Regions from separate parts of the Mus musculus genome. Here region 1 is linked to region 2. The links are chromatin loops, found by intact Hi-C in ENCODE. Cell type or tissue: heart. All regions are shown on one strand. Each heading gives the region's core, and the rest is flanking DNA. Links, peaks and the distances in the headings are about the cores only. Region 1 overlaps Endod1 (endonuclease domain containing 1). Region 2 has its middle 47 kb from the start of Kdm4d.

The links. Hi-C counts contacts between places; a loop is a spot of excess contacts. Peaks named below come from ENCODE experiments on the same cell type or tissue, not always from the same donor. Only the 100,000 strongest peaks of a DNase experiment are listed, where the experiment ranks them.
Region 1: a loop joins it to region 2, with 4 times the contacts of the local background. A loop is called at or near these places in 5 of 42 quality-filtered maps.

The regions. Positions count from the first base shown.
Region 1 is chr9:14,340,216-14,356,015 of GRCm38, forward strand. It overlaps Endod1 (endonuclease domain containing 1), which reads right to left. Exons shown (of 2, transcript NM_028013.3): 2 at 13,775-15,800. Among named protein-coding and RNA genes, the nearest start is that of Gm34156, 21 kb to the right of the region's middle. In heart, for the core only: a CTCF peak has its summit at 8,404 (motif pointing right); no DNase peak of the experiment used is centred there.
Region 2 is chr9:14,446,930-14,459,536 of GRCm38, forward strand. It overlaps the pseudogene Kdm4dl. Among named protein-coding and RNA genes, the nearest start is that of Kdm4d, 47 kb to the right of the region's middle. In heart, for the core only: a CTCF peak has its summit at 4,400 (motif pointing left); no DNase peak of the experiment used is centred there.

The sequences.
Region 1 (15,800 bases), core at 4,565-12,564, 100 kb before region 2:
ACACCCAGGGACAGGTGAATTCCATATGAGGTAAATTCCATTTTTTATTTTAAAAATATACGTAAGTGTGGGTCATACAATACTCCCCCCCCCCAAAGTCTTAATTTAAGGGAGTATCTATTTTCCCTTTTTACCAACCCTTGCCCATGTAGGACATGGCAAACAAATGGGAATGAATCAAGGAAGAAGTCCAATGGAGTGGCGTTGAGAGGTTGGCTCCGTCGGCCGTGGAGTAGGCAGGTGGGGTGCTGTGAGCAGTTCTGAAGGCAGCTGACTAGGGTTCTGTGGCACAGGCCAAGCAGTAGCCCTAGACAGAGATGCAACTCCTGAATTAGACAAGGGACTTCTGTCCCCCCATGACTACTATTAGTCGATCAGGAGGACATCTCTCTACTCCTATCTCTGAGTGTAACAGTGAGCCCTGGCCACGCTACCTGCCATGCCCATGCTGGGAAAGCCATGTCCCTTCCTTACTGCCTGCCTGGTTATTTTGAGCAAAGGGTGATAGAATACCGATTTTGCCAGCACCGCCCTTTGGCCTACATGGCTTGGGCTTGGACAATCCCAGTTTCTCTACATACTAATGGCTCTGGGATAGACTACCCAGGCTTTTTCCCCAAACAGAAGGCAGTTTGTGATTTGCCCTTCTAATGCATTAATGTTTCTACATGTCAGTTTTAGGAGTGATGCTTACACAATGTCTAAACAGTTCCTTTTGAACCACAAATAATAGGTGTGTAAACCAACTCGAGGGCAGTGGTTCTCAGCTTGCTGAATGCTGGGGCGCTTTAATACAGTTCCACATGTTGTGGTGACCCCTGACCATGAAATTATTTCATTGCCACTTCAGAACTGTAACGTTGCTACTGTTGTGAACTGTAATGTAAATATCTGATAGGCAGGCTGTCCAATCCAACTCCCAAAGGGGTGGAGAGCCACAGACTGGGAACCACTGCACTAGAGCGTGGGTTTCCTCAAGTTCCCCACCAATCACTGTGGTCTTGAAAGTCCTTCCAGCCCCACATAAGTATCCTAACAGACTCACTTTCCACTTCCAGCCAGCCCTGCAGGCAGCTAATTGCTTTATCAAGGGTTTTAGTTGCTTTTCACAAGTCTCCCAGATTAAACCCCTTACTCTCCTTTTCAAAGTTTTTTAATCTTGGTTAGGGCCACCGCATCCTTCTCAAAGACATTCTCGATACACATGCTCATCATGGGTCAGGAGATCTTTTGTTTTTGGTTTTTGGTTTTTTTCGAGACAGGGTTTCTCTGTGTAGCCCTGGCTGTCCTGGAACTCACTTTGTAGACCAGGCTGGCCTCATACTCAGAAATCTGCCTGCCTCTGCCTCTCCTTCCCAAGTGCTGGGATTAAAGGCGTGCGCCACCACTGCATGGCTCAGGAGATCTTTTATATCTAGCATTGTTCTCATGGTTCAAATCCCTTCTCTGTCTCTGTCTCTGTCTCTGTCTCTCTCTCTCTCTCTCTCACACACACACACACACATACACACACACACACACACACACACACACACACACACACACACACACACACACATACTCATCACTACTCAGGCCTTCAGCTTTTTCCATCTGCTCCTCAAATACCCAAGAAAGGCTCTGTGCTACTCACACATTAAACCTACCATCCATCATGCCCGTATCTCACATTAAACCTACTGTCCACCATGCCTGTATCATACATTAAATTGTCCCATGCCTGAGGAGCCCTAGACAACTGCATTTTTCCAGCAGAGTTTGACATTCAGTATCTGACCATAGGCCCAATAGTGTATCCTTAACTGGAACATAGTAGGTTCCACTCTGCACAAAGGAAGTCACTCTCACGTGCAACACACACACACATGCACACACACACACACACACGGATGCACACATGTACTACATACAGATTTTCTCTGTTCCTCTTGTTGGAGACTTTTTAGCTACTTAAAACATTAACAGTTCTTAAAGGTAAGGAGGGACAGAAGAACAGTCCCCTCCACACAGGCAGTTTGCACCAGGTCTGCTAGTGAGTGACAAGGACAGTAACTTCCTTTTGGAGACCATCACCTGTTACAACCACTGAAGGATGCCCCATGCTGACCTGAGAAGGGGAGGAAAGAGAAACCACGTAGAAAAGATGGAGATGGAGCTTAACCTGGAAGATGCCCAAGTCCCACCTCACCAGTGGTAAGGGGAGGAGAGATGCCCAGGTACACACTTAGAAACTTGGAACAAGCATGCCCTCTGCAGGCAAGCCTAGGAAATGCACTCACTGTTCAAGGGTGTAGAGAACAACCCTATGGTCTAGGGGCTCCCAGGTGGCACAGGATTGCTCACGCTCCACAGTAAAAAGGACACTGTGGCATTCCAAGTGATGTCTGGCCACCTTGGAAGAAACTAGCAGGCTGCCAAACTGTTCTTTTGTTGTTGTTGTTTTGTTTGTTTGTTTGTTTGTTTTTTGTTCGTTTGTTTTTGGGTTTTTTGTTTGTTTGTTTTTGCTTTTCAAGATAGAGTTTCTCTGTGCAGTCCTGGCTGTCTTGGAACTCACTCTGTAGACCAGGCTGGCCTTGAACTCAGAAATCCACCTGCCTCTGCCTCTGCCTCCCAAGTGCTGGGATTAAAGGTGTGCAGCATCACTGCCCGGCTTGCCAAACTGTTCTTTTGCTACAAAGAATATAACTGCACCTTTGCTACACCTAACTTTTGGGCTGAGAGAACTGCCTTCTTGCTTCTTTCCCCCAGGGCTTGCCACCAGGCAGACCTGTGGACCAACGCTAGAGGCACTTTCTAGATGCAATTTGCAAGAAGCCTTTGATGTGGTTCCCACCACCAGCCTTCTTAGGCTGCCAAGGTGAGGACCCTCAGGGTGGGCAGGCATACACTGGGCTGAGCAGAAAGGCACCCTGGGACGCAACATGGCTCTCCACAGGCTGGAATCTGGGAGCCCAGAGGATCCTGAAGAACTAGGGTTGTGGGTTTCTTCTGGGAAACCCTCTACGCCCCAAGGCTCTGATCCAAAGAAAAGGAAAACAAAAGAGTAAAGAGTTTGTGCTAGCTGTCCTACCTGCCTTGCTTAGCCTTTCAATCTCACACTCCTGCCACCTATCTCCAGAGCTGCAAACGGGCAGGGAGGACAGAGGACGCTGGGACTCACATAATTTGCCCTCCTCAGACATACCAGGAGCCAGCCTGGCCACTCATCACAGCTGGGCACAAATACTTTGGCCTAGATCTGCAGTGCCTTGTGGGTGTCCAGGGGAACCCAGCAGCAGGGAAGAACCCAGAAAGACTCTGGTCTAGAGTGCAGTTCCCAGCAGGGGTGCTCTCTCCACCAAGGCCTGCTGGGATCCAGGGTCTTTTACTCAAGCATCTCCGAGCTTCCAGGCGGGTGTATGTGTGATACAGAAGCAGTCTGTGTGTATATTCAGCAGCTGCAGGCTTCCAGAACCAAACACTGCTCACTCTGAGCTCCTGCACAGGGTGCAGAAACACATGCAGGAGTGCATGTGCAGAAACACATGCAGGAGTGTGCTTGTGTGTGCCAGCCTGTCAGAGGGTTTCCATCCTTCTCATCTCTGGCCTCTGAATTTGCAGGTTTTTACATCTCCACTGTGTGTAAAGGTCACCAAACAATTCAGCGCCTACTCCTGAGGAAAATGAACTGTTGCTGGCATTTTTATTTTTAACTGGAGGCTCTAATTTGACAAGGATATTGTTTGGGGAGGCCCTGCAATCTCTGCCTTCAAGGAAGACGATGCTCCTCCGTGGCCAGTTCCGTGGCTCATCCCTAGCCTCTCCACCCCGAGCTCCCACCTCTTCCAGGATGTCGCAGGCCCCAAGCCCCTCTCTTTAGGGGAGATTTCTGCCTGGAGGGAGAAGGGAGCCCCTTCCTTGTCACACCCGGGAAAGTGGGTGGAGCTTTGCCTGCACTGTGAGTAGGTGCCAGCCCTTGACTCTTGGCTGACAGCACTAGCCAGAGCAACCGAGCCCCCAGGCAGGCTCTGAACTCTGTGCAAAGTCTGCTGCCAACAACAGCAGAGGAGCCTCAAACACAGCACAGTCTGGCTTGAAGAAATTAGCTAGGAACAACAACAACAACAAAAAATAGATAAACGCAGCTAATACTGAAATAGATACGCAGCCTACATATGCAGATGTAGATGAGAGATACAGATGTGTAGATAATATACAGCCATAGCTATAGAAATATGAACACACATTTTCCCACGTGCCCAGAGTTGAGGTGGGAAGCCGCCGAGACACTACCCCCTTTCCATCCCAGACCTCCAAGAGCCCTGGCAGGCGTTCCCTAACTCCAGTTCTATGCCCAGTGAATGGCATCAGCCTTCTGCCTATCACTGGTAACCTCAGTCTCTGTGTGTTTCCTATACTGATTCTTTGCTCCACACAACATTATCTTGCTTCTCTAGCAAATCTGTGTGGTCTCTTACTTCTCAACTCTTTGCACGAGAGACCGAGAGAACTGCACGGCCAAAACATGACTACCAGGAACAGTGTGCCAGCCTCGGGACCTCAGGCTTTCAGAGACGACAGGGAGGTAGAGTGGGGACCAATGACAGAGGAGTCGAGGGAATCGGGTGCAGATGGAGGGATAGGTGTTCTGGGAACATTTTAGAACGTGTTGCCACCCTTTCCTGATAAACATGACCCCCACCCCCACCCCGTCTCCCTCTCCTTTCCTTCTCTTTCCCATTTCTTTGCACCCATAAACCCTCAGTTTCCTCCACTGAAGCATTTGGGAGACTCAGCAGGCCTTCGTGAGGACTGAGTGAGCCAACATCTGTTCTTCAAATTAATGCCATTTCTATAGTTTTGGTTTTCTTTTCATCTTCTCTGCTTCCCCACAGCTTAAGAAGCTGAGGCTGGACCAGACACAGACTGGAGGATGGGGTCCAGGGAAGGCCGGCATCGTCCTAGCAGTTAGATACCTTCTCAAAAATTCCCAGAATTCCAAATATCACACAATCACAAAAACTATCTACAGCTGGCAAAATCATGCCTCTGCTAGAGCACAAGGCTCCAGTAGTGACAAGTGACACTCCAGCAGTGATAAGCGTGACAGGCCCTAAAAACCTGGGTGCTGTCCCGAGGCAAAAAGTTCACGGAAACTTAGTCTCCTGGAATCGTGGCATCCTGTATAACAAATACTCCAATGTTCTTGCTTTAGTCGGTAAACGGATCTGTGTGCTTTCCCTTAATATTGCTTTACTATAAGTGCCTCTATTTGACATATAGCTAGGTTAGATTCTTCACTGGTCCTAGTCAGTCAGTCCTTGAGCCGACCCTGGGCGTGGATAGCTAAGTCACTGCCCTACACAAGAATTTACATTATCTGGGAGGAAGGAAGTTTGTGATCTAAGGAGGAGCCAGAGTAAGATACTTAGAACTATAGATAGCTGAGTTCACCCATACACAAGTATTTACAGTGGCCTAGGGGGAAGGTGGACTACACAATAGACTAGAATAGGAACTATGGCAAGGGCATGAAGCCCTGGCTTCTAAGATTAAGTGGACCTTAGGTGGGCTGCTTTTTTTTTTTAATTAATTTATTTATTTTATGTGAGTACACTGTAGCTCTCTTCAGACACACCAGAAGAGTGCATCTGATCCCATTACAGATGGCTGAGAGCCACCATGTGGTTGCTGGGAATTGAACTCAGGACCTCTGGAAGAGCAGAGGGTGCTCTTAACCACTGAGCCATCTCTCCAGCTCAGGTGGGGCTGCTTTTGATTCCCAGTTCTTAGCATTGAATTTTATTCCAGTTAACATTGAATTTTATCCCAGTTGGTTCCTGCCAGTCCTCCCTTGTTTGCATTCCTCTGTTTTATGTAAGAGTCCAGTAACCTCATTGTACCTTGCTGGTGTGTCACCCAACTTCCCCATTTTCTTCTATATAAAAAGTTTGATACTCGATTTGACAAATTACATTCAGATCCACACTCCCTTGTGTTGTGTCTGTTTGTCACCTCTCCTTCTCGCCGACTCCTTTGCCCACCTACAACCAGAAACCCATTCTGCGCAGATAGGAGACCCGGAAGAGGTTAGTCTGTGGCAATGAACAATCTGAAGCACCCTCATACCCCATACCTAGGATTAAAACAAAATCATATTCTTACCAAAGTTCCAAAATTATCAAGCTGTGAACTGTCACGTGCGTCCCGGGAGTAGAGTAGTCCCTTGGAAGAGCAGTCAGTACTCTTTAACCACCGAGCACTTCCTACAGCCCCATAGCTCTGCTTTATAAGGCTTTTAATGTACTGTGTGTATGTGTTCATGCACAGCATCCCTGGAAAAAACAGCTTCTTTGTTACTGAGGTTTGAGAGCTCCTCCTTGCATAACATTGCAGCAGTCAGAAGAGCAGAGGGAGTACAGATTTAGTAGACTTAGACAAGTCATCAAACCTGGATACCTCAGCCTGAAGTTTCCTTACCTGCTAAATGAGACATTAATGATGACTTCCTGTGGCCAATCCACTTCTCCATCCCTAAATGCTTTACAGAAAGGATGGTGCCATTCATCCATGGACAGAGGCCGCCCCACTTCACTCCACTGCACCGAGCACAGTATTCTGGGATCTCCAAACAAGGTAAGCCATGTTTCTGGATCTTTTATAATGTCCTCTTTGGTAACCTAGACTGAAGCTGAGAAACCCATGCTCTTGGAGATGCTGTGTGGGCGCTGCGGTGAACAATGCCAGCGGGCAGCTTCTACCGCTCTGGCCTCCAGATGAGTACAGCCCCAGCCACCATCTGATTGCAATTTCATAAGACCCCCTCCCAACAGAATAGCCCCGTTGAACCCAGAAACTGACAAACCAAGATCTGCAATATGTAATTTTTAGCTACTAAGGCAAAGTTTGTTACACAAAGCTGCCTCCTGGGGGTGTTATAAAAATTAAATGAGATAGTTCATGCCAATGGAATAACAAGGTTCTCTGTCAGTGAAAACTAACCTTTTAAAAAGCAATCTACTTACAAGGTACAAGTTGCTCAACACCCATCGGGCATCTCCTAGTCCATACTTAGTGGGCACCTATCCAAACATGCTTTCTGTGTAGTCAAAGATTTTCTAAACAGAAAAAAGTTTTGGAGTAGCTCCCTGCAGTCAGTGATGGGTTGCTTCTTGACTATTTTCATATTAAGCCCGATCTACTCCAAGAAGAGTGGCCAATGACAAGGTCAGGAGTTAGAATACAAAAGTTACTAAGACAAACCAGGGGCAAACATGTGGGCAGTTTCTACATGGTTCTACACATGCAGAGAGAAGGGCCCAGAGAGTGGGTGTTCTGAGAGTAGGGTACTTCACTCTAAGGTAGCTCTCGCTGAGCAGCTCGCCTGCACTCTCAAGCCTGCTGCCGAGGTGTCTGTGTACAACTCATATACTCAGCTGGTAAGCTTGTGGCCTGAGTGGCTGCTTGACTTCTTGATGCAGTTCCTGAGGCTGGCTTCTTGCATACCCACTGTCCCTCCTGATCTTGTCAAGGAAGGGAGGAGGAAGAGGAAGAGAGAAAGGGTGGGAGACAGGGAGGAGGGGCATGCCTAACCCTGGAACACCAGCCAGCAGAGGTCTTTCAGGGCATTCCTTGGGTCTTGTTAACTCCACATTAAGCCCCAGATCCCAGAACAACCAAAACAAGAAAAAGATCACACACACACACACACAGACATACAGAAACACACACATCACACACTCACACACACACACACCACACACACACACACACACACTCACACACATACACACATACATACACACACACAGATACACACACACTGAGTGGCCAATGACATATACACACATACATACACACACACACTCACACACATACACATGCACACATACATACATACATACACACACGCACGCGCACACACACACGCATACACAGACACACACAGATACACACACACATGTGCACACATTCACACACTCACACACACACTCACACACACACATACACACACACACTCTCTCACACACACACTCACACACACTCATACACACTATTGTGTGGAGTTCAGAAAAACAACATCAGAGAAACTCAATGGCAGCCTCCTTGGGTTTCCAGCTGACACCATGTTTTTAACAGGCCAGGGATCTCAGAAGCAGGTGAAACCAGTTATTACAAAAGCCTCACAAGTTCATGTTGCAGTCACAGAAGCCGTGTCTGCAACAGCTGCTGAGGTTGCCAGGCTATCAGTTCCACACAAAGAGCTGAGCTTCATAGTTTCTTTAAATTATCTCTAAAACAATCTCATAGATGGTATCAAACAAACATCGGGGTTAAAAACTTTTTGTATTGTTTTATTTTATGTGTATTAGAAAGGGTTTTGTGTGCATGGATAGGAGCACCATGTGTGAAGTTCTTCTGGAGACCAGAAGAGGGCACCAGATCCCCAAAACTGATGTCATGGCCAGGCGGAGCTGCCTATGGGTGCTGGGTCTCTAACTCGGGTCCTCTGGAAGCACATGTCTCAACAACTGAGACATCTCTTTCGCCTAAATTAGAATTTCTAATTTTAAATGACAATCATAAATATCTGTGACATATTTAGATTTATTGTTTTGTCTGGATTTTTCTTTTGAGTTGCAGAGAGTAGGCAGAACACACGCCATGTGAGTCTGGGCCCGTCGCCACCTCCCTGAGTCACCTAGAACAAGCTCAGGGTTCTTGCTTAGGAGCATCTCTCTGATCACAAAGCAGAGCTCTTCTCCTCTACCCTCTCTATTTGAAAGTGTTTTATCACTGCTTTTATTAATATCTCTAGGGAAGACTGCAATTACAGTTAGCACAAAACAGACTTTTTTTTTAACCAGCGTGCTACAATTTATGTAATTAACAATGTATTTGTATTATGAGGGGGACTCAATTTGTTTAATCATCTTCAAAGAGTACATTGCCCTATACATCACCAAACCTTTTACTAGGCAGGAAGACAGAAAAGTTGGCATTATAAAAAAATGTTCTTATAGAGAAAGAGTAAAATATTTCTTCTGGAATGTAGGGGAGAGTTCTAAGAATTTAGAGGTGAACGGTGCCTTAGAGATGCCTGGAACTCCGCCTTGGGGAGACTGGGAGCAGTATGTGCTTTGCTTTGGAGAAGACAGGATGGGATATGACAATCCCAGAAGCTGTAGGACAAGCCCTAGACACCAGGGGCTTCTGTGGTTTGCGTGTGGAGGGTGAATACAGAGCTGGGCACGGAGATGAACAAACGCATATAGAATCTGCCTCAGAGGCTGGAAGTAGATCCCAGCTAGAGATGGACTGTAGGTGCTAGGACATCGAGGACTTGCATAAGCAACAGAGTTGGCAGGAAGCTCAGGAGGTAAGCATTGCCTGCCAGAGCAGTAGAAAGTTCACCAAGGCCCTGGCCAAAGGGGAAAGCTGTGCTTCCATCAGAGAGAGTAATCCTTCATGACTGCAAGTGGCTCCTCCTTTTAAAGCAGAAGTGGGGGAACCCTGTGCTTTGTCTAAAGCTCGTCTTCTCAGCCTCTGCTTAGCCCCTTGAAGGCAATGCTTGTAGGTTCCCTGGCCATCCATGACACTTACACAGCTGGCCAGGGGCTGAGCCCTCCCATCCTCCACACAGAAAACAGTTTCCCATGGTACCCTTATCCACTTCTAATGGAAGTGGGAGAGACGGGGCTCTGCAGTGCATCTCCAGATTTCTATAGTTACTTGTTTTATAGCCCATGGATCAGATTATCCACCTATCCCTTCATCTTCAACTTGACTCTGTCCGGGACCCAATAGCTTGACTCTGGAATGGTTTTGTTTGGGTTGTCTTTTCTTCTTCCTTTTTATGAACTTGCATGTGCTATGAACCCAAGCAGTTATTTATCAAATGAATGTGGAATCTTTTCAGTGATATAGTTGCTTTTGAGTCACTCCTGCTCCTTGAGCATGCCCCCATCTGTATCCCTTCCAGTAACTCCAGGAAAGCCATTGCTTCACCAAGGGGAACTTTGGTCTACCATGCTTCCTGATCTCAATTCCCACATTGATCTTGAGACTCTCAAGAACATCATTTGTTTTGAAAACCCCATCACAATCTACTCTTCAAGTAAAACAGAAATAAAAATAAACAACTGAGATCTAAGTCTCTGGATTCTTAGCAGCACCCTGACTTTGGGATTGAGTAAAAATGTCTGCAGTTGGCATTGAATAATTTATTAAAATACTGAATGGAGAGATGTTCCCTGGTAAGAGAATGCTTAGTGGCATTCAGTGTGAGTTCTGGTGTGGACAGGTTCGTCAAGACCCAAGTCCACTTCCTTCCTGTGTGGCCTTGGATGAAGTATGTGAGCTCATTAAGGACACAAGCCCGGCGTCTTTATAGAAGCCAAGTATGGTGGGCACACACGTTCCTGACACTAAGGGCATAATGTCTAGGACTAGATGCCATGTTGGTGGAAACTATGCTATGATTGCTGAAGAGAGCAAAATGCAGTCTCTAGAGAGGCAGATCAGTATTTCCACACTTAGGAAATACATTATGCCTTCTCACTGTTCACAACGAGCCGAGATACCACCAACATCCACTCCCTTCCACTGTGCCAACTGTAAAGCATCTGCAAGGAGATTTGGCACCTGCTTAGTGTATTAGCAAAGAAAGTCAGGTATGGACAGAGAGATTGAAACGGACAAGGAAAGAGGGGTGAGATGATTGGGTTTTAGTGGCACTGGGCTAAGGCTGCAGAGTTGTAAATACTCAAAGCAAACTGCAGACTTCCCCTTTTTCTCCATCCTACAGCATCCACACTTGTACATCTCAGTGACTGTCTTGCCTTGGCCTCACCATAGCTTTTTAACTCTTTTTCTGCTGGACCATGTCTATATAGCTTGGTCTGTGTATCGTATGCTCACACTTGGAGTACAGCATAGCAGTGTGGGGAGCCAGCTCATCAGTAGAAGCTGGGGGTGAGAGGGACAAGGACAAACCCTTGCCCAAGACTGATTTCAAAGGATCACACTAGCAGCAAAAAGCCACTGAAATGAGCAAACCTCACAAGTCACGGGACACCCTGCCCCCCTCAGAAGTCCAGCTATGTAACGTGTACCCACACAGCACCGGGTGTGGCTACAGTGGCTCTGTCCACTTGTCTCTCTCAGGTCATCCACACAGAGTGTTCTTATTTATCGAGTTTTCTCACGTTTAAAGACCAATTTCCTGCTCTTAGAAGGCCCCTCACTTTGGTCCCAGCACTCATAACCCAGAGCTTCCCTTGAGTCAGAAACATTCTGGGTTAAAAAATGGTGACCTAAGGTAGGAACCGCCCGACACTCAGTAAAGAATCCCAGAACAGCACTTACCTACTGAGGATCTCCTGTGTGGGAAAACAGTTTCCAGCCCAGGGGAAGATTTCATGAGACCACTGATGGTCTGGACACACTGTTTTAACACTCCTCAGACTGCGCAATCTACAGGAAGAGCCAAGAGGTGAGATGTCCTGCAATGCTTCAGGCTGCTGGGTGGGGTACTATCTGGGAGCAAGGAACATGAGCAGTTTCTTAAATGCCTTCTGGCTAACTACACCAGTAACCCATATTGCACAAGTATGCCAAGAAAGAATAATAGTAGGGCTCTAAGGAGCCCTCCTGCTTAGTGTCTCTTCTTGCTTACAAATGCAGCAGTAGCTTTCTTTTACTCACAAGAAGGAAACTCAATCTCTGGGGTTCCAGGATGCTCCCATTCCTGCTTCATTGCTGGACAAAGTGAACAGGAGACACCTGGAGAATCTACAACCTGCAAATAAGTTAGGGAGACCATGCCCTTGCTTGCGACCTCCAGCAGAGTCACCAGGAGCTGCTGTCTGGTGCTGGGAACTGGCCATGCTGCCCCAGGGTTTGCCAGCTTGCCAGACATGAGGCACTGTTGTGGTTTGAATATGCTTGGCCCAGTGAATAGCACTATTAGGAGGTGTGGCCTTGCTGCGACCTACCAAGCAAGGTGAATGAATTCATCTGTGGGTCATTCTTATCTAAGAGGCTGATGAACACAGCTTGTTTGCTTATAGTGAGGACCACCACTTTCTGGTAGCTAAGATGTGTCCACTTGCATGGTTCCTCTTACCTAAGTAAAAGTCCAGAGAAGCCACAGCTGTCATAAAATTCTAGATTCCATGAGACAAGAAGCCTGAAGGGAAACTGCCTGTCAAAGCCAGACACCAGAAAGTCTCTTGCCTCCCTTCCTAAACATGGCTGCAAATGCAGGTCTCTGTTTTCTTATTTGTCTGTACAGACTCCAGCCTGCTCTTTCACAGACACCAGCGAGGCACTCTAGCCTCTGCTTTCTGTTTCACATTGACTCCCTTACTATACTTTAACTTGGCCCTTTCAGCTTTGATCTAGAAACATTATGATCTTTACAGAAACTCCAAGTCAAAGTCAGATGTCTGTCTGTCTTTCAGGTAAGGAAGCAGAGCTAAGCAACTTTTGCACATAAGTTAGTGAGCCAGGCCTGACTGTCACCTGGACTACAGAGCAAGATTGTCCTCCAGGAATGACCTCCTTCCCTCCAGGGAGCATCTCATGTTGAAACCCTGAACTGACACTAGTGGTCACGAGCAGGTTGCTGGTTTGCAGTGTGTCCTTTAGAGGTAAAATGATGGTCTTAGGAAAAGAGGAACATAGATAGCCAATGAGAACTCAGAATGCGGATGAATAATTCCATTTATAGTGTAGCACTGTGTAAAACATGTGTGATGTGTTAAATAGGGTACTCAACACATGGCACACACACAGTTCATGGCTTTACTCTAAGGTGCGTCTCACAACAGGCCACAGGGGATCACCATGTCCTCCACAGGCTGCCTTTTCTGAACTGTGTGAGTTTCCTCATGATAAACAAATAGGAACATTTCTGTAATTGTCTATGTGATTCAGATTCCGTGAAGCAACTAGACCTTTGTTCATATTTATGAAGAATACGAATAGTAGTTCTAAATCCTACTCACTGATCAGAGTTTCTATTTCCTCACATATAGCTCAGGAAATTTTAATAAACAATAGCAAATTGAAAATTTCAGGAGCTGATTTGAATCAAAAAGAAAATAAATGGGCTGGGGGAGATGGCATAGTGGGTAAGGAAGGGCTTGCTGCACAAGCTTGAAGACATGAGTTCAGATCTCCAGCACTGTCCCTGCACACACACACACACACACACACACACACACACACACACACACCTATAATGTCAGAGCCAGGGAAGTGGAGACAAGCAGATCCCCAGAACTCAGTGGCAGTGCTAATCAGTTGGTGGGCTCCTGGTTCAATAAAATACCCTGTATCAAAAAAAAAAAAAAAAAAAAAAAAAACAAGGTGGAGTTCAACAGAGGAAGGCAGCTGGCCTCAACCTCTGGCCTCCATGCAAACACACGTATGTATACATACCCACAAGCAGGGAGAGAGAAGAAGAAATGGACATGGTATGTAACTCAGTAGTAGGGGCCTCTCCTAGCATTCGCTATGTTTACTCTCCAGCTTCACAAAGAAAAAGAAAGAAAGGAAGAGGGAGGTAGTCACAGATATCCCCAAACCTCATTTCAAGCATTCACATGCCCCCTACCAGCTCCCCCATATAGCCCACAGAACCAGTGACTGTCAGCAGTGACTCCCATATAGCCCACAGAACCAATGACTGTCAGCAGTGACTCCCATATAGCCCACAGAACCAGTGACTGTCAGCAGTGACTCCCATATAGCCCACAGAACCAGTGACTGTCAGCAGTGACTCCCATATAGCCCACAGAACCAGTGACTGTCAGCAGCGACTTTATTGAGCATCTGCAAGGTGCACAGCACTGTACATAGTTACGGTCAACATGGTTTTGTCTCACGCTCATTAAAGTGTTCATCTTCCTGATCTTGCAGGTTTTCTTCCTGTGCTGCAGGAAACGGGTCAAATACTCTCCGTGTGGTGCTTGCTATGATCAAAGCATGATCAAAGCACGGATCGTGCCATGTTTTTTCCTACCATGCTGGAAACTCCTTATAGATGGAGCACTTTCCACCTCTGCAACCTTGATGACCGAATGCATGTTGCTAGGTAAATGGATGAAGAAGAGCAGAGGGAGCTTCCTTGGGCTTCCTTCCATTCCCTAGTTTGCGCTGGGTGGAAAAGGCACTAAGGGAGAGCGGCGTGTCTGAGAACATGGCTGGCACAGGCTAGAAAAGCAGCTCCACAAATGACAAAGTTGGCCAACGTCCCCAAGGGCCTGAGAAGAGAATGAAGCCACAGCAAAAACTCCAAGCTGAAGACAGGGTTCAACTTCCTAAACCTCCATGTCAGAAGCCTAAGTAGCCTTTTGGGGATGGGCCATCAGCCCAGAGATCTGGAAGGACTTTAAAAACAAATACAGCTAGTTCCAGTGAACCAGAGGCCCTGCCAACAAGAAACTCCAGAATGAAGGGTCTCGGCCCTCTAACCTGAAGGATATATTTTTGTCTGTTTGTTTTGTTTTGTTTTGTTTGAAACATTTGCCTTATTATCCTTTCCCATATTAAAAAAAAAAAGTCACACAAAAATAAATAACCAGACAGCTGAATATGGCAGCAGGGGGTTGGGTGGAGTGTTTCCAAATGATTCCTTATAAGGGGTTTGTGCACAATGAGTGCCCTCCTAGGGCCTCTCAGAATGCAAATTATTCACTGAAAGGGGAAGGGGGCTTCGCTGAGATGCAGTCAGCACAATGTCTCCTGTGAATACCTGGCATTTCGTTAACCATGCCACATCCAGTTGATACAGAGCCTGTCGTCTTGATGGTGATAAAATGCTAGTTACACCCAGGGAGGCACACCCTGGTGTGATGGGGTGTCCTAGCTCACCATGACTGGCTTCCATTAGCCTGCGAGCAAGGTCAATACAGCCTCCTTGTGCCTCTGCGTGGGACTCATCAGTGCCAGGGCAAGCCTCACCCTCCCATTGACAGAGGAAAGTCATAAAGGTGCTGCCAGGAGCCTTGATAAAGGGTGTGCATCACCTGAGCAAGGGCTCGTCTGCTGTCCCGACCAGTGGCTGTCATGGCCGCAAGGAAGCTTGCTCGCTGCTGCTAGTCCTCTCTGGTGCTATTCGAATCTTTTCCTGCAGCATTTAATTCCGGCTCCACACACATTCGTTCCCTGGGAACAGCTGGTGTTCTGCCCCCTCTGTGGTTTCTTTCTAGACTCCAAGTCTTTACAACTAATTTCCAGACAACCATGGGCCACGTCCCCAAGTTAAGTGAACACTTGGCCCCTCTCTCCTTCATAGCAACTCTTTGGAATGCTAAGAAGAAGATACTAGAAAATCCATTCTCACCATGGGAATATTTGGTTCCCACAAAGCAAGTTTGGCTCCTTTTGTTATAATTTCTAGTGCAAGATTTAAAATAACAAGTGATTGATCAAAACTGGAAATAAGCTCTCAAATTTAACTTGCATTAATGAAGGACTGGTAGATTTTTAGCCTCAAACACACTATAAAAATAATGATCTAAGAGATAATAATTCTTAAATATGTACAGAGATATACTTCTACCCAAGTGGACCAGAATGTTTTTCATTTTTTTTCTATTACCTAGATAGTTATAACAAATAATTGTTTCAGGAGAGAAATCAGACTGTTTTATGGTCCTGAATACTCACTTGATGGATTAGATGCTGCAAAATATGAAGTTTCACATTAGATTAACATGCAGATCTTTGTGTTTAATGTCACCAACCAGTGATGTAATCTAAGTTGACCCAAACCTCCCTAGGCATGCCTGTGGACACACAGCACTGCTTCA
Region 2 (12,607 bases), core at 340-8,339:
GCGTCCCACAGCATCTTATGACAGCTTCTGAAGGGATTGACCTCCGACCCCTAAACCTATGTCCTGGTTTATAGGGATGCTCCCTAAGTCCATTACCTCATAGTTTTGACTGAGTTTGCAGGGCATTGGCCATACCTGAGAGAGCTCCTGGTCAGTTCTAACTCCTAAACACACCATGCACTTCCAGAACTTGGCAAGCCTCTGGATAACTGCTAACTCCTGCTCTTCCAGCTGAGGTTGCATTGGCCACTACTGTTGAGTTTCTGCAAGCTAAATTCAGCTGAGGCTGCTCAGCACTGATCTCCCATGCTCAAGGCCAACTCTAGAGGAAGCTGAACATTCACACTCTCCGCCCCTCTGCCATTTCTTGCAAAATAAATGTCTGACTCTTGACCGCTAGATTACTCCTCACAAAGAAGTAGTCACAAAAAAGATTAAAGCCACTTGAGAGTCACAGATGACCTCTCAAAGTTGATGTGTTACACAGTGTCTCACCCAGCTTTCACAAATAAAGTGTAGGTGCTTGTTACTGAGCCCCAGCAGACTGACTTACAATCCAATGTGATTTGTTTGTTTGTTTGGTTGTTTGTTTCTCAAGACAGGGTGTCTCTGTGTAGACCTGGCTGACCTCACACTGGTTCTATAGACCAGGCTCCAGTCTGGTCTTACATCTGAGATCTGTGTGTCACCACGCCCAGCGTAGGCTGCTTTGTTTTTGTTTTGTATGTCTGTGTGCACACGTGTTTATGTGTGTTTGTGTGTGTGTGCATGTGCGTGTGTGTTCATGGGCATGTGCTCAAGTGCAAGTTCATCATGAGGCATTTATCATGGGTACTGGGATTCATGAGATCCAAATTTGTGTTCCCTGAAAGAGTAATAGATACTCTTTCCTATTGGGCAGCTCTACAGCCTCAAACTTCTAATTTCAAACGAGTCTCCAATATTTCAAATCTCAATTCATAGCTTTCACACATGCATTTAAGGAAACCATTTATTAAAGATCAGTCATTATGAGGTTTCTCTGAGTCACAACTGACTCAATAATGAATAGTTTCAGAATCTGACAGTCAGGGATGTACAGGGTGTGTGAGATGGGGCAGTGAGATTGGATCCTGGGCTCTCTTTGGAATGTGACATGGTCTTAAGGAAGCCAGGGTAACTGATGCAAAGGTCCCTTGGTTATTAAGAATGAATCCAGCCCAGGATCTCAACATCAACCACAGTTAGTCCAAGTGACAATGGGAATGAACCACCAACGCTCAGGAGTATTGTCCCAGGGGCAACGAATAGGGGAGGTGACATGACAACAGACCCTTTCCAGGAGTCACAGGCACACGAGGAATATGCTGGGACATCCAGTGGGTGGGGAAGTCTACAAGAGTGGACACAGGGACTCTGAATGTCAAAATAGGAGAATTTATCAGGTGTTCTTTGAAACATGAAGGTTCAGGGAACTGAATACGGCAAAGAAAAGAGGTAGGAGTCACCAAGATGCAGGCCCAAATCAGAACTACAGTTGCTAGGGTATCTCTGGTTCTCAGAGGGACATCAGAGGCACAGCCATGTTCGAAATATATTTCAAAGATGGTGATCACAATGTCAGACTGCTCAAGGGTATACCTCCATCTATTTGAAATAGCAGACATCACAAAGAGAATGCAAGACATTGGAAGAGCCCAGGTGCTATGGGGCCAGTACCCAGGAGGCCTAGTGTTTCAGGGTTACAGGTCTGCCCTCACTCTTTAGAGCCATGCATCCCCACCAGAGGCATGGTGGCATTATGTGCTCCCAGAGAAAACCTGTCAGGGTGTTTCAGGGCACTGCAATCCAATGACAGCCCTTCTTTAAATCAGGTACGTGAACTACATCATCCAGGTGCTGCTCCTCAACCCTCCAGAGCCCAACAAACACTGCAAACGAACCCTGCCCAGGTGGGATCGAAACAGGTTTCTTCAGAAACCAAAATGCTAAGCACGGGGTCAGAGACACAACCCTGCCCCCAAGAAATGTTTTCCCTTGGGATTGGGGGTAGTTGGGGGACAGGTCTCCACCCAATATTCACCTTCCCTATGAGGAGGAGACTAATCTATATTGCAGACAAACACGGGAACCACGGCTGTAAACACCACGGGTAGCTGGGAGTCTGGAGAAAAGCAAAGGTCTTGGGAATCTGAAGCAACCCCCAATGACCGTGAAGTTCTCGGGGCTACAGGGAGGTTGGCACACTGGGGTCCCCCAATGGATCCCCCTAGTCTCCAATTCAGACCCAAGAGAAGGCAGATCAGGTAAACTGGTGAGGGAATTCCGGCCCAATGAAGATTGCTTTTCAGCTGGGGCCTCAATGGCACTGGCTACAGCTTGCCTGTCCAAATTTGTGGCTTCCCCAGGGACCACAGCACCACAGTCCTTTCCCATTTCTCCACACATATCTCTCAGACTGCAGAAAGCACACAAAAGTATCCATGGCAAAGCTCACCCTGACCTCCCCACAGCTGCACCAAGATCCCACCTTGTCAGGGAAGCAGAGATCCAGTCCTTTCCTGCTCTGCATTGAGAACTTCAGGCCAACATCAGCTTTCTTCTTCCTTTCTTCAATTTTAAACAAAGATCCGATCATGGGATGGGCTACTGGGCTTACAGAGGCTGTGGCACTGTCTCTAGGAAGCCAGGGTAGAACTTAAAAATGAGCCTATCTCATAGTGATGGGACTACCATGTGATAGGCCATGTGATAGTGGAAGCTGGCTCACGGAACCTCAAGACAAGAGGTATAGGCTGTGGGGAGAGCTGAGTGACAGGGACAAATGGAGTCTCTGGCCCATGCAGACTAAGACAAGGACATATTGAAGAATTTCTGCCCTTGGCAGAGTTAGCCTCTACCTTCCCTTATTGAACCCAAAAATACATGCTAAAGTATTAACCACACTTTAGTTAGGGAACTAATATATTTATTTCTTGGGTCTACTTACAGAGTCTGGGATTGAAGTAAGTAATAAGAAAATGCCTGTCCTTAAGAGCCTGGTTACCCTGTGTGAAGAGCAGGTTACTCATGTCCTCACATGTGGAGTTCCCCCCCCCCCCTTTATGTAAACCTGCCACACTGTCTAATCTCTAGCCCCACTGAGACTATAAGATAATTAGAACAGCATTGCATCCAAATGTCTGGAAAATACAGAAGGGAGCAGCCTGCAGCCTCTAGGTCTCACCTCCCTCCCTGCTTCTATGAGGGAAAAGTCACAGTTAGTGAACTCTTCTGGGTCTCTTGCAGGTCCTTTCTGATGTTCTGAAGACAATGATTTCAGGGTGAATGTGGCCAGACACTGGGGTGCTGAGAGCCTGACCTGCTCTCTCACTGTGGCATGCCACTGTGGGACGTTCAAGTCAATGGAGGTTCAGTGGGCAGAGTAGGAGAAAGCATTGAGTAGCCTCAGCACACGCATTTCCTTTTGAGTGTAGCTAAGTCTGAGATTGGTGAATGGCAGGATACTCTCAGAAGATAAAGAGCTGGTAGCTCTTTCTCTTCATGCAATGGCACAAGACCTTGGAGATCCACCTTCTGCATGAATTCTGAAGGAGATCCTGGGCAAACCAAAAGGAGACTCAAATGCATCATCCAAAGGAGAGTTTGATTTGTCAACAACTTGGACACCTGTTTGTCCAAGTGATCAGGAATATCCACTTGTGACCAAATGGCCTCAGACTTGGGAGGTGATCCTGCATGTACTTAGTTCATGTCCACCACCGTGAGCGGCAGGGAGACTTGGGGCTCCTATCCAAGATTCTACAGGCCTGTGGGTAGTTCACAGCTATAACATTAACAGGATCGACAGGGATCCCAGAGGCTCCAGAAGCTTGCTTGGAGAATCCTGTCCCTTGCGGAGTAGATTGAGGAGCCAAAAGCCTGAATGGGAAAAGGTACAGGGACTTTGAGGGCACCTTTGTGTAAGGACAGCTGTTGTGGCCTCTGCTCACCCGACTCCTGAGGGGTCCCGAATGGTAATGCCTCCGGGTTGAAGTGGGCTTCCCTTGATCCAGTGTGTAGGTCCCAGGGGTCAGCTCCTTCCCAGGGCAGGAGGTGAGCTCCAGGTGGTCCATAGCTCCAGGATCCCCTTGCTGTTTCCACAGCTCATAGCTCTCAGGCTGCAGGAGGCCTTCAAAGGCGTCCATGGAGAAGCTCACCCTGGCCTCCCCACAGCTGCACTGAGATGCCACCTTGCCATAGTCAATCCACCTTGGGGTGGCAAAATTGATGGCCTCTGCGCAGTTGAAGCCATGGTTGAAGCCTGCGTGGTAGCCATAGGGAAAGGTGACCATGAACTCCCCAGCCTCCTGGGTGATGCGACCAAAGGGGATGCCATTCTCCTTAAGCACAGTGGGTGAGATGAGCGCCACCTTGTGCCTCAGGAAGGCCTGGCAGCCCTGGGAGCTGCCAGGGAAAAGTTCCCTGGCCAGGCGCTCCAGGCGCCTGCCATGCTCAGGGGGCACAGCATACCAGGTCTTGGGCTGCCCAAAGTGTAGGTAGTTGATACTGTACAGGTCCATGTCCTCCGTGTGCCACGCAAAGGTGGTCTTCCACATGCCAAAGTACAGGTAGGGCGTGTTGACACCCTCAATCACTATGTCGTGATCCTGCTTCAACACATCCAAAAGGCTTCCCAGATGGCCCATGTTCCAATGTTGAGTGTTCTCACCAAACAGGGAGCCGCTGACGTCAGCACCATAAATCGGTGACCCAAACAGGCGATTCTTCCAGTATTTTCGCTCCAAATCTTCAAAATCCAGGTGTGGTGGGGTCTGGTACTTTTTGCTGTCGGCCAGCTCACGATACTCCCCCACTGTCATGCCTTTCTTCTTCTTATGGTATTGGGTGAACACGCCTGCCTGCCCAGAGACCACTTGCTGCAGGGGAGTGGGGATTGCCATAGCCATGACATCCTCATAGGACAGCCTGCCTTTCCACTCCTTGGGTGGGATGACCTTGGCCAGTCCAGCTCGGTGTGCTCCTTGGGACTCCATGTAGGCAATGTATTTGTTGAAGTCTGAGAACTCTTCCATGTTTGGGCAGAAGGTCATGATTGTACAGCCTGGGTTCTGGGACCCATCCTGCTCAGTGGCTGTCATGGCCACAGCAATTCAGGAGCTCAGCCTGGGGTCCTGACTGTCTGGAGCTTTGGGCTTTTCAGAGGAACCTTTTAGTCTCTCTCTGTGTAAGCTTCCCCTGCCTTCCTGTTGGATTTTCTTCAGTCTCTTATCTGTCCTTAAGTTCTTTCTTTCGTTCCTTCTTTTCTTTTCCTATGGTTTTGGTTTCCTGGTGGACAAGATAACATTTTAAAGATTAAATATGGCTCTCAGGAGACTAACAGGTATGAGCAGCCCCTTATCTATGTAGCAAGACCCTTCCAATCTCTATAATAAAAAGAAAAGACAAGAAAATGTAAGGAAAGAGAAGCCTTGCTGGCTTGATTTCCCAGGGCATCCTCTTCTTGCTCAGAACTTTTTACCTTGAAAAACAGCTTCTATGAAGCACAGTCCCTGTACCACTCCTGGAGCACTCACTTGATTCCCACACACGCTTGGTCCCCCTTGGTCACTGTATGGGAATTGGGGAGGCTCAGACCCCTTGCCTTCTTTTGTTTTTGTTTTGTTTTGTTTTGTTTTGTTTTGTTTTGTTTTGTTTTGTTTTGTTTTTGAGAAAGTGTTTCTCTGTGTAGCCCTGGCTGTCCAGGAACTCACTTTGTAGAGCAGGCTGGCCTCAAACTCAGAAATCCGCCTGCCTCTGCCTCCCAAGTGCTGGGATTAAAGGCGTGTACCACCACCGCTGGCTCTGCCCCTTGCCTTCTAATTGGAAGGTACACAGGATGGAAAAACTGGTCCCCCAGTGAGCATGTCCTCTGCCCCCTGTCTGCTCTAAGCAGCCCCCAGGGAAGGGGGAAGCTCCTCTGGCTGAGCCTGGAGGACAAAGCTCCATCTCTCTCTCTCTCTCTCTTTCCTTTTCTACCATTGACAAGTATAGCTGGAGAACTCAACACTCACTGCTCTCTGAGAGAAGTGGAAACACTTCCCCACAGGTTGGGTAAGCAAAGGGATTGTTGCCATATAACCCAGCCTGGACCGGAGCTTTCCCTTGTGCCCAACACTAGCCAGCAAGACTGGAGATAATTTTCACTAGGTCTGCATTGAAGAAGGTACTTCAAGGAAAAAAAAAAAAGGTTTCCTTTGTCACCCAGTTGACTGCAGATCTTAGGTAAAACAGTTTTAAAAATAAGTATACAAAAACATAACATTCTAAGTAGGTTCCAGTTACCACGAGAAGGTGTTTAATAGCAGAAATGATTGGGAGGAGACATTTTGCCCAAACTGAAAGCCAGCATCACCTGCTTTGACGACAAGATGCAATTAGATTTACACAGAGCCAGGAACACTTCCTGTCTTGCCATTTGTCCAAAAATATATCCTAGATGAAAGTCCTCTCTCCAAGGAACAAACACTGATGGATCATATAACAACGATTCTTGGGGAGATGGGCAAAATCCATCAGTGGTTTCTCAGGACCTATTCTTACACTATGTAAATGACTGCCTCCTAGTCTCTAAAACTGAACTAGATTATAAAAGGGTGACTGAGAAACTTCCACAAGAATTGCTGACTTTGGGTTCCAGAATGCTGGGCAGAAAGCTCAGCTTTGTACAACAGAGGCTGCCTGTCTTGGCTTCCAGCTGAGGGCTGGAAAAAGGCAGCTGTCTCAGAGGATGGCTGCCAGCCTTCTGATTCTACCTACAAAGACTAAAGACAGCTGTGAGTCTTTCTAGCTGTCTCAGAGTATGGCTGTCTCTGGGTACCAGTTTTTTGGGGAATAAGAACCCTTCTACATATAAGCCAGAGGGGGGTGGGGGGTGGGGAGCACTAAGCCTCTAATCCAGACCAAGGCCACAGAAAGAGGTATTACCCCAAAGTGTTGCAAGGATTGGACTCTGTTAGTCATAGAATGACCCATCTATCTAAGAGCTGGGTGTTTTTCTCCCTACTCTAATGGAAACAAAAATCAAAAACAAACACCAGTTAATCTGGACCACAGCACCCCACAAACCAGCTGAGGCCTCTTCCGGAGAACAACAGAATTCTTACTGCCTAATGCCAGTGGGACCCAGTACCTGACCCTTCTCCTAGATGATTGTCATCGACCCTGCTACTCTCTTGCCTGCTAACAATCTGCAGGTGCTCATTTATGAATGTCACGTCAGGGGAGGTGACATTAGGTACAAGGGTGCTGCAGTCCTTACTTTAACTGGAACTATTTGAGCCCAGGCCAGGCATCTCAGCCCAGAGAGAAGAACTGATTGATTTAATCCAGGCTCTCAGATAGAGAAAAGAAAGGCACACCACCTTATACATGGGACAGCTGCTATGCTATTCCTACCATATAAGTACCCATATGTATAGAGAAAGAGGACTTCACAACAATGGGGGAAAAGGACATCAGAAAGATGATGTCAGTGTGTTACCAGGCCACTGAGCTGGCTCCTGACAAATGGCCCTAAGACCAGTGAGGCCTATTGAGATCCTGGTGACAAACCACTACCTGGTGCTGCCTGAGACTCAACAGCACAACCAAGAGGAAAATACTGGAAAAAGAAAAACAATGGAGAGCTGCAGCCCAGGCTGGCAGAGGACACCAGAGAGAACGATCATCCTCAAAATAACTGGAGAGACTCTTGTAACTGGACTTCGCAAAGTTCCTCATCTGGGGTCCACAAAGCATGGTCTCTGTTTCTAGTCACACCTAGGCCAAAGAGGATGCAAGGAATGATGTCTCAGCCAGAAGCTGGGTCTGCCTGTCCTCTGGTAAATCCAAACTAGGCAGCCTATACCCATCTCCACTCACTGAAGATGCTCACTAGCTGAGAGGATCCTCCAGGAACTTCCCATTTGCCCTCCCAGAACAGTGGGATCAGAAAATGGCCTGGCTTTCACAGCTAAAAACCTCCCAGTTAAAAGCTGAAGTTTAGGCATACATCACAATTCTCCTTTCGGATATAGACCTTAAGAGTTTCTACCCAAGTTAAGATAAATAACCAGGACCTTGATAGAAACTATTACAAAGAGTGGCTAGACTTTCTGCCTTTGCTTTGAGTCCACTGTGCTCCATAGAGAGAGAGATTTACCCCCAAAAGAAGTTCTCTTGAGAATACCTCAGTGCTACACTGGATCCCCAGCACCCAGTGTGCATGCCTGAAAGCTAATAAACTCTTTCTACAGGTTCGAACCCATCCCCAGATCTCATCTCTAGTTGCTGCCCAATAGTAATCAGATCTCAGAGCCACATTCATGAGAAAGGAGCACAGATAACTCTCAGATGAAGCTGGCACACGAAAGCCACAGACTGACCAGCATTTTCCAATGCTTTGTAGAATAATTGAATCTTACCAACTATTACCACTAGTCATTTTCTCACAAGAACAAATTTCCAAAAGTTGTGAAGAGAGATAGGACTTACCCAGCACCAATGCAATGGAGACCTGGGAGAAGGCAATCCAACACCAGAGAGCAGCTTTCTCCTGGAGGACTTGCTCTTCCTGTGAGCCTGGAGCCTCACGGCTTCTTCTTTTATAGCCATCAAGACCTGAGGCAATGAGTGCTTGCCCACCCTCTGGAGTCTCAACCTATCACTGCCTATCAGCTGACATAGCCCCACCCAGATTCCTTTGAATGTAAACAATCCCAATGTGAGACATGCCAAACTAGGAATATGTTGAAGAAAGAATTCTATAATAGCAATATTGTAACACTAACTGCTCATAGAACCTATAAGACTATTTTAGAATTCCTCAGCATTAACTGGGAGCACATGACAGAGCATGAGAGAAGTGAGACACAGAGAACATGTCTGTGCTCTTGCTGGACATACTTTACCTCTGCCCCACCACCTCTAAACGTGAAATACACAAGAAAATCGCAGGGTCCTCAAGTTCTGAACACTTAGACAATGATAATTATTTAACCAGAAACTAGCACAAACACAGGAACGTGAATGCCTTTTTGCTAGGCATTGGGTTGCACGCCTCGCCTTTAATCCCACTCTGCAGGCAGGGGCAGGTGGATCTATGAATTTGAGAACAGCCTGGTTTACAGATTCAGTTCCAGAACGGTCAGGATTACAAGGATAAACCTTATCTCAAAAAGACAGGGTGAGGGCAATGCATATATATTTCAACTTTTATCAGTATTGAGATACAAAAATATTTAAAGTCATAGAATCAGTTTGAGCACAAGTTTGCCCACAATGAAGCAGACGGAAAGATAATACTAAAAACATCCAAGTAAACAGAGCTTGCTGGCACACACCTTTAATCCCAGCATTCTAGACGTAGATACCACAGAGGGAGAGGAGAGGCAGAGAGGCAGAAAGGGAGAGAGAGAGAGAGAGAGAGAGAGAGAGAGAGAGAGAGAGAGCTTGAGAGGGGGCAGAGAGAGGCAGAGGCAGAGGGAGACAGAGACACTAGGCCTACAAAGTCAGTTTCAGGACTGATACGTAGGAAATCCCATCTCAAAATCCAAAACAGAGAACAAATGAAAAAGGGGAAGTAATACTACATGGTACTGCTATTGGATCTTGTGGGTATTTGCTCATCTGGAAATTACTAGTGGTCCCTAAGATTCAATCCTAAGTAGACCTGTAAGTCAGTCACGGCTACCTGGACATTATTTGCCCGATCTCCTAATTTTTCCTTCTAACCATCTTTCCTAAACCTTTACAGGGCTTTCCTGTCTGTGCTGCTCCCTCAAGATGGGAAGGTTCTGTCCTGATAGCTGCATTCAATTCCGTTGTACTTTGCTAGCTTTGATAGTAATTCACCAGTTCCTCACTTTGAATGGCTAAACACTTGATTTCTCAACTAGCAGTGTAGTCCTGGAACTTACTGTTCAGCGGATTATGGCCTTGAACTCCCGATCTTCCAGCCACCCCAAGTGCTTTTGTTTGAGATTCAATTATTCTAAAGCCTGTCTTTCCCATCACAGCTCAGAAAAATTTTTTTGTTTGTTTACCTGTATTTGACTTTACTTGGAATTGTAATATTTACATTTCCTTGTGTTTACCTCAATTTCATCTCAGTATTTTCTTTGATTGAATTATGCAAGGATTACTGGATTACTCTATATTTTCTTTAGGTTTTGAGCTTAAACTTTTTTGAAGATACTGAGGCACGGTAGCAAAGTCTGAAAAATCTCATGCCCTCAGGAAAACATAAGGCCAGGACGTCTGATCATGCTTAGACTCCCTAGCCCCAACACTACATAGGTTTAAGAACTAACCAGACCATCAACAACAAACTGGCAAATCTGTGAATAGGGAAGCCCCTATGTTTAAGCTAATATTAGATGATTTATAAGGGACCCACACTTGTGTAATGTCCAAAACCTTTAGTCCTGTGGTCTCCTTCTGTTGGCAGATTCCTGCTGTTCTCTTCATTCAGTGGCTCATCTGGACATCATCTCTGAGACCATTTGTTTGGCAGGGTACTGATGATTTGCCTAAATGAGCCTCTTCTGAAGCTTTCCAAACTAAATAGAGAGGTTTATCAGGACCTAGAGTTATTAAAAGCTTCTGCATCTGTTAAAACAAGTTAGATTCCTTACTGAAATGGTCCGACAAGTTTGGAGAGGCTTAGCCCTACCTCTCATGAGAAAAGTAGTCATGAAGAATTAGAAAACATTTTGCCATGGTTGGAAAAAACCTCAAACGAAAAAGAGACAAAGATATAAATCAGATCATGGGTACCAGGCTCTGATCTCTTGGTTCCCTGGTTAGCTTCTCTGCTATTGGTACTGGCTGGGTCTTTAATTCACATTCTGATTCATTAAGACCACTCATTCATTAGAACCAGCGAGAAATATCAACTCCCAGACCTTAACACAACTGATCCTTTGATTGAAGGACCATTTGTAAAACTCAACATGTAGACAGCACCATCTCTCAACATGGAAATGACCTTAAATATCAAAGTCTATAGTTCTGGGGAAATCTCTAAATATTCTACCCTTGGATTTTAATTTCTACAGTTCTGCTTCCAGCTAATCATTCTTGTTAACGGGAGCATGTCAACACATATACTTAAAAACCTTACCCTTGCATGGTACTAGTATAGTGACAGACAAGTAGACCAATGGAACAGAATTGAAGACCCAGAGATGAACCCACACACCTATGGTCACTTGATCTTTGACAAAAAAGCTAAAACCATCCAGTGGAAAAAAGACAGCATTTTCAACAAATGGTGCTGGCACAACTGGTGGTTATCATGTAGAAGAATGAGAATTGATCCATTCCTATCTCCTTGTACTAAGGTCAAATCTAAGTGGATCAAGGAACTCCATATAAAACCAGAGACACTGAAATTTATAGAGGAGAAAGTAGGGAAAAGCCTCGAAGATATGGGCACAGGGGAAAAGTTCCTGAATAGAACAGCAATGGCTTCTGCTGTAAGATCGAGAATCGACAAATGGGACCTCATAAAGTTGCAAAGCTTCTGCAAGGCAAAAGACACCGTCAATAAGACAAAAAGACCACCAACAGATTGGGAAAGAGTATTTACCTATCCTAAATCAGATAGGGGACTAATATCCAATATATATAAAGAACTCAAGAAGGTGGGTTCCAGAAAATCAAATAACCCCATTAAAAATGGGGCTCAGAGCTGAACAAAGAATTCTCACCTGAGGAATACCGAATGGCAGAGAAGCACCTGAAAAAATGTTCAACATCCTTAATCATCAGGGAAATGCAAATCAAAACAACCCTAAGATTCCACCTCACACCAGTCAGAATGGCTAAGATCAAAAATTCAGGTGACAGCAGATGCTGGCGAGGATGTGGAGAAAGAGGAACACTCCTCCATTGTTGGTGGGATTGCAAGCTTGTACAACCACTCTGGAAATCAGTCTGGCGGTTCCTCAGAAAATTGGACATAGTACTACCGGAGGATCCCGCAATACCTCTCCTGAGCATATATCCAGAAGATGTTCCAACCGGTAAGAAGGACACATGTTCCACTATGTTCATAGCAGCCTTATTTATAATAGCCAGAAGCTGGAAAGAACCCAGATGCCCCTCAACAGAGGAATGGATACAGAAAATGTGGTACATCTACACAATGGAGTACTACTCAGCTATTAAAAAGAATGAATTTATGAAATTCCTAGGCAAATGGTTGGACCTGGAGGGCATCATCCTGAGTGAGGTAACCCAATCACAAAGGAACTCACACAATATGTACTCACTGATAAGTGGATATTAGCCCAGAAACTTAGAATACCCAAGATATAAGATACAATTTGCTAAACACATGAAACTCAAGAAGAACGAAGAACAAAGTGTGGACACTTTGCCCCTTCCTAGAATTGGGAACACCCATGGAAGGAGTTACAGAGACAATGTTTGGAGCTGTGACGAAAGGATGGACCATCTAGAGACTGTCATATCCTGGGATCCATCCCATAATCAGCTGACACCAGTGCATACACTAGCAAGATTTTGCTGAAAGGACCCAGATAGACCTCTCTCTTGTGAGACTATGCCGGGGGCCTAGCAAACACAGAAGTGGATGCTCACA